2 separate regions of the Homo sapiens genome follow, and region 1 is linked to region 2. Evidence: chromatin contacts called from ENCODE Hi-C data. All regions are on one chromosome and are shown on one strand. Each heading gives the region's core, a stretch centred on a gene start or an enhancer-like site at or near the end of the contact. The rest is flanking DNA. Distances are from core to core; before and after follow the strand shown.

Region 1 (2,700 bases), core at 154-2,653, 4.9 Mb before region 2:
TATCTCCAAAACAATATATCCTAGTTCAAACTTTTTCACCTTACCCCACCAAAGCCCTGAGTTTGAGGTCGGAGAGCTTTGGGTTCTAATCCCAAATCCGCCACTACTCACAGTAACAGCTAAGAGACCTTGGCCAAGCTGCTGAACCTGTCTGGCCTCATTTTCAAAATAAAGAGAATACCTCCCACAATTGCCCTTTTCCAGGTCTCTGCCCAGTACCTTTCCAATTCCCTTCCAATCACCGTCCCATTTAAGCCTACCCGTCTCGGCTCAAAGACCACTTTCTTCGAAAAGTCTGACAAGCTTTTCATCTTCCAAATGCCTTAATAATGCCTAACCACATTTTTTTCTCTTACAATTCACTTGGCAGGAAACCATGCACCGTCTTGTGATCTTCCATGCACTGCTGACTCAAACTAATTGGATTGTTTTTGTTTTTAACTTTAGGTAGGCCCCCTGAGGACACCGGCTGCATCTCATTTCTTTAAAAAACATTTCCTGAGAGCTTACCCTGGGCCAAGCACTGGGGGTGCAAAGGTTGACACAAGGGCCCTTACTCTCATAATCCAGTGGGAAGTTCACAATCCAGTGGGGAAGACAGACAAAAGTGATTACAGATGAGTGTTAAGTAACGATACAGCATTAAGCACACGTTACTAAGGGCAGGTAGTGGAAGATGCCTGTCCCTGGGGGTCCTGCCCCTGTAGTCTATCTTGGAAGTTTAATGACACAGGCGGGAAAGGGAAAGGAAGGAAAGAGAAGCAGCAAAAAGGAAAGTGAGAGAAAGCACTCCAGCCATGGCACAGTGGCTTACAGAAAAGAGATAATCTGTAAACAGTATCTAAGTTAACTGTGAATCTCAATTGTCTACATTAGTATGGGAGCCTGGAAAAAGCAATGGGCAATTACGACTGAAAAATCACTAGTAGCTGATAATGAAAAACACTAAATAATTTCCCTCTAGCAGAAGACTTACCTTACTAACTTGCTCTGTTTAAACTTGGGGCGAGGAATGGGGAGGTGTGTTGTGGGGATGGAGGGCTGGCTGAGCGGCGGGACACAAGGCCCCAAAGCGAGGGTGGTGGACCAGTGACCGCCCGATAGAAAGAGGAAGACTAACGGGGGAGGCTGGGGGCAGGTGGCGCTGCCCGTGCATCTACAGCCGGGGCTGGCGACGGGGGAGCCACCCACTGGGCCCTATTTGGGCCCGGCGACACCTCCACTTGGGCAATACTGGGGTAACCGAGGGGAGGATGTTTCCCGAGCTGTAGAAAACCAGGACGTAAAATTGAAATCCACCTGAGCCATGCAGGAAGATCAGAGAGGCGCTATGCCTCCCTGCCGGCGACACGATACAGCGCTGCAGAACCGACCCCGACGCAGCCGCCATCGCTGATGCCACTGCCAGTCATGCGGTTCCGCCCCTGCGTTGCCGCGCGGGGCCGCGCACGCAAATACGCAGGCACGCGCGGGAGCACGCCCGGGAGCGCGCATGCGCAGCGCTGCTGGCCCGCTCTCTGAGGAGCTTTCAATACTTTGGGGTCAAGTTTGAGGCAGTTGTAACTGTACTGAGTTTAGTTTTGCTAATAATGGTATTCTACGTGTGTCAGCCTCGTGTGGACTTCTGTAATGACTAATGGATATGTTTATATCCTGAGCATTTGCTGTAGGAATTTTAAATGCAATCCCAAAACTCAAGATTACCTTATTTGGAGAAATATTCGTGTTACTATGTTTAAAATTTAATAGAACCATATTTTACCTTTCACTTTGGGACTCGCACAGGATGTTTGCAGCTCTTGATATACAGGGTAAGCGAAGCATATAATAATAAGTTCTCTTCGTGTCTCTTATTTTTAATAAATAGTTTACAAAGCAAATCTAATTTAATGAGATTCTGCTTTATATACCCATTAGAATGGCTCTTATCAAAAAAACAGAAAATAAGTATTAGTAAAGATGTGTAGAAATTAGAAACCTTGTGCATAGCTGATCAGAATGTAAAATGATGTTGCGGCAATAGAAATAATTTGGTGGCTCCTCAACAAGTTAAACATTGACTTAGCATAGGTACTAGCAGTTCCACTTCTAGGTATATACCCAAAAGAGATGAAAGCAGGGACTCAAACAAATACTTGTACTTCAGTGTTCTGTAGCAGCATTATTCACAAGTACCAAAAAGTGGAAACAACTCAAATGTTCATCTACAGATGGAGAGATAAACCAAATGTGCTATGTACATATTGGAATGGAATATTATTCAGCCTGTAAAAAGAATGTGATTCGGATACATGCTACAACATGGATGAACCTTGAAAACATTATGCCGAGTGAAGCCAGACACAAAAGGACAAATAATTGTATGATTCCACTTACATGAGATATCTAGAATTGGCAAATGCATAGGGACAGAAAGTGAAATTAGAGGTTACCAGGGACTAAGGGAAGAGGGAGTTGGGAGGTTGTTGTTTAATGAGTACAAGAGTTTCTGCTTAGATAGTGAAACATTTTTAAAAATGGACAGTGATGATGGTTGTACAACAGTGTTAATAACTGCCAGTGAACTATACACCTAGTAAATTTTATGTGTATTTTACCATAATTTTAAAAATACTAAGAAATGGAATTATTTCCTGTATAAAGTCCAAAACATAGGTATCTTTTAATACTGAAGGCAGTGGCCCCAGCAGGTTGCTCTTG
Region 2 (2,949 bases), core at 61-2,560:
TCTCTACTCAGAGTACTGGAAGGCCTGATATAAACTTAACCCCAATGCCATGCCTCCTGCCTTAGTAAATTTACTGAGCACCTAACCAGTGAGAAATAGGCAGAAGTGAATAAGGCCAGATTTCACTCCCTTCACTACTGGTGTGAATGGATAAAGGTAACTCCACTTTCTCTCTGGGCTTTAGTTTTCTCATCCATTAAGTGAAAGACAAGACTGAATTGGTGATTTCTAATGTGCCTTTAAGCTCTGAAACTCTCATAAGAGTTGAGGATATAATTATGTGTTGGTGTGTGCAAATGTATATGCATCATATATACAAACACAGACACATATATACATATGGTATCTTACAATTAAATACCATTAGCAACCACACATCTTGCCCAATCCCTTCCTGCGACCATGTTTTCCTAATCCCAAACCGAAACTGGACACTGCAACTCATCGTCGCAGCACCTCAGAATCCAGGGGGTGTGGTCAGTGCCCACTGGCGTCCCTCCAAACACCCATGTAAGCGTACTTTAACATGTAAGCGTACTTTACAAGACATATACTAAGTCATTAAATTCCTTGGAAGAAACGGCCAATCTGAGGCAGGGCTGGACTGTGGGTAACAGAACACACCGCAGGAAGCATAAGTTAAAGGTGACAGCCCGTGGCTGCCCAAATTTGGGGCTCCGCTGCCAATGCACCGGGAGGGCAGTGAGTGCCCAGGCTTGGAACAAGCCTGGCTCGGAGCCCACATTTGAGGGCAGGAACCTGCACGCCCGGGTTTGCGCATCCAGCGTGAGCAACTCTGAAAACGTGCAGTGCAGGGCGTGCAGCGGGGCACCGGTCCTGTTTCCTCTCGCACGTGGCGCCTGGCGTGGGGCTGCAGCGCGGGGCCGCAGCGCGGGGCCTCCTCCCCTCCCCGCCCCCCACCCCGCCCCAAGGGCCGGCGCTAGGACCCCGCGAGCCGCACGCACTTCCTGGCGCCGCCGTCCAAGCCTCCCGCTCGGCGCCCCCGGCTCCCGCCCGCCGCCGCCGCCGCCGCCGCCCTACCTGGTGAAGCAGTACTCGCAGTGGTTGCCCCGCTCGTTGACCGTGAGCACGTAGGCATAGGCCGGGCAGGAGAACAGCAAGTCCCCCACCTGGAAGGGCTGCAGAGCCCGCAGCCCCCGGCCTTTGCCCGGGCTGCAGAAGCGCTCCAGGCCGCCGAGGCCCTCGGCCCTCATGGTGGCGGCGGGGCGCGGCCGCCGGCTGTGCCCGAGCTGCGGCTCCCGGCGAGCTGTTATTGGAGACGCGTCACCTAGAGCTGCGGGGGGCGGGGTGGGAGCCGCCCGGCGGACGCGGCGGCGGCTCCCCGCTCCCCGGAAGGGAGGGCGGCCCCGCCCGGGCCTCGCGCGCCCCCGCGGGGAGGGGGACGGGCCCGGCGGCCCCGCCTAGCGCCGCGACCCTCGGCGGCCGCCCCGCGCGCGCTCCGGGCCGTTTCCGGTGTGGCCGCGACAAAGAGCCGCAGCCCCTGTGGCTTCTGCGAGGAGGCGTGAGGCGTGTGCGCCTCCGCGGCGTCTCCACGGAGCGAGCGGGACGCGCCCTCCTCCTCGGTGGGAGGGAGGGGGGTCACCTGCGGGGACCAGGTATCCGAGGGCCACCCCTAGACAGTCAGCCTGGCCCGAAGGATGACCAGCCCCCGGTAAATAGAAGGGGGCGAAGCCAGCTCCGAAACCTTACGTTCGCTGTCCCTTGTAAAGACCCTAGAGGCAGTGATCGGGGAACGCCAAGGAGAAAGCGGCAGAGGGGAAACCACAGTAGAGAAGTTTGGTGTGCAGAGGGTTGAAGTGTGCTTTTCCAAGGTTAGAGGTTTTTAAACCTTGTGGCTTTAATGGGAACGTAGTTTGCCCTCTGCTCCTCTAGTGGAATTACATGGACGGAAGAGGAAATGCATTGGCCGGCCCAGCTCACCGAGTCTCTGAGGCATGCTGCGAACGTTGCAGAGGAAGCCAGAGAGAACCTTGCCTTCAAGGAATTTAGGCTGTTGGGGGATAATGCGATGCTGTGGCCAGTGTCCAGGACACTGCGCTAGAGTTTGCAGTAGTTTTAATATGCTTGACCACCCACGAACTGTGATCTTAGAAAAGTCACTTGGGTTAGGAGTCAAAGGATTTAAAGCCCACAAAGCCTGAAACGTAAATCCTATACACATGCACGCTATTACTTTTCATATGAGAAAGGAAAATATAATCCGTGTTCCACATGATTATGTAAAGACTGGAATTGATGTACATGCAGTAAAGACTAAAATTGTGACGAGATCATTTAGCAGAAACCACTACTTCAAAATAGGACCTCAAACAGTTACCTGTGTAAGTTCAGGACTGGTTGAGCAAAGGGAAAGGATTAATATGATTGGAGATGTAAAATCAGTGGAATTTTTGGCATTTCAGTAAAATGTCTTTATCAGCTGGGTGTGGTGGCTCAGCCCTGTAATCCCAACACTGTGGGAGGCCAAGGTGGGAGGATCATTTGAGCCCAGGAATTGGAGAGTTGGAGACCAGCTTGGGCAACATAAAGACCCCGTCTCTATGGGAAATTAACCACCTCTCAAGTGGTGCTGAGGTGGGAGGATAGCTTGAGCCTGGGAAGTCAAGGTTGCAGTGAGCTGTGGTGACTCCATTATACTCCAGCCTGGGTGACAGAGCAGGACCTTGTCTCAAAAGAAAACAAAAAAGCCCTTATTAGTGGCAAACTAAATAAGCCTCTAACCCGTCTTCAAGTAAAGGAAGTTATGATAGTATTTTCATTTATGCATTTTAAGAAACTTCGACTGACTATGGCCAGCAACTGGGATAGAAAGATGGACATCAGCCGGCTGTGGTGGCTCACGCCTGTAATCCCAGCACTTTGGGAGGCCGAGGTAGGCGGATCACCTGAGGTCGAGAGTTCAAGACCAGCCTGACCAACATGGAGAAA

The links. A loop is a pair of places that touch in the nucleus more often than their neighbours do. Pooled maps may share reads with other maps.
Region 1: a map of CD8-positive, alpha-beta T cell shows a loop between it and region 2 (10-fold over the local background). The contact joins the promoter of LYPLAL1 here to the promoter of SMYD2 in region 2. A Hi-C loop is called at or near these places in 1 of 168 maps with a recorded cell type or tissue (CD8-positive, alpha-beta T cell), 1 of 37 single-sample maps with no recorded cell type and 9 of 50 pooled maps.

What each region holds. Positions count from the first base shown.
Region 1 is chr1:219,172,581-219,175,280 of GRCh38, reverse strand. It overlaps LYPLAL1 (lysophospholipase like 1), which reads right to left and starts at 1,403. Exons shown (of 5, transcript NM_138794.5): 1 at 1,300-1,403. The coding sequence starts at 1,390. LYPLAL1-DT (LYPLAL1 divergent transcript) reads left to right here and starts at 1,493. Exons shown (of 5, transcript NR_038845.1): 1 at 1,493-1,811. RefSeq lists enhancers at 1,113-1,442, 1,523-1,572.
Region 2 is chr1:214,279,520-214,282,468 of GRCh38, reverse strand. It overlaps SMYD2 (SET and MYND domain containing 2), which reads right to left and starts at 1,310. Exons shown (of 12, transcript NM_020197.3): 1 at 1,042-1,310. The coding sequence starts at 1,214. It overlaps LOC124904509 (a long non-coding RNA gene), which reads left to right and starts at 1,433. Exons shown (of 2, transcript XR_007066876.1): 1 at 1,433-2,949. RefSeq lists silencers at 891-1,050, 1,081-1,200, 1,221-1,510 and an enhancer at 1,790-2,355.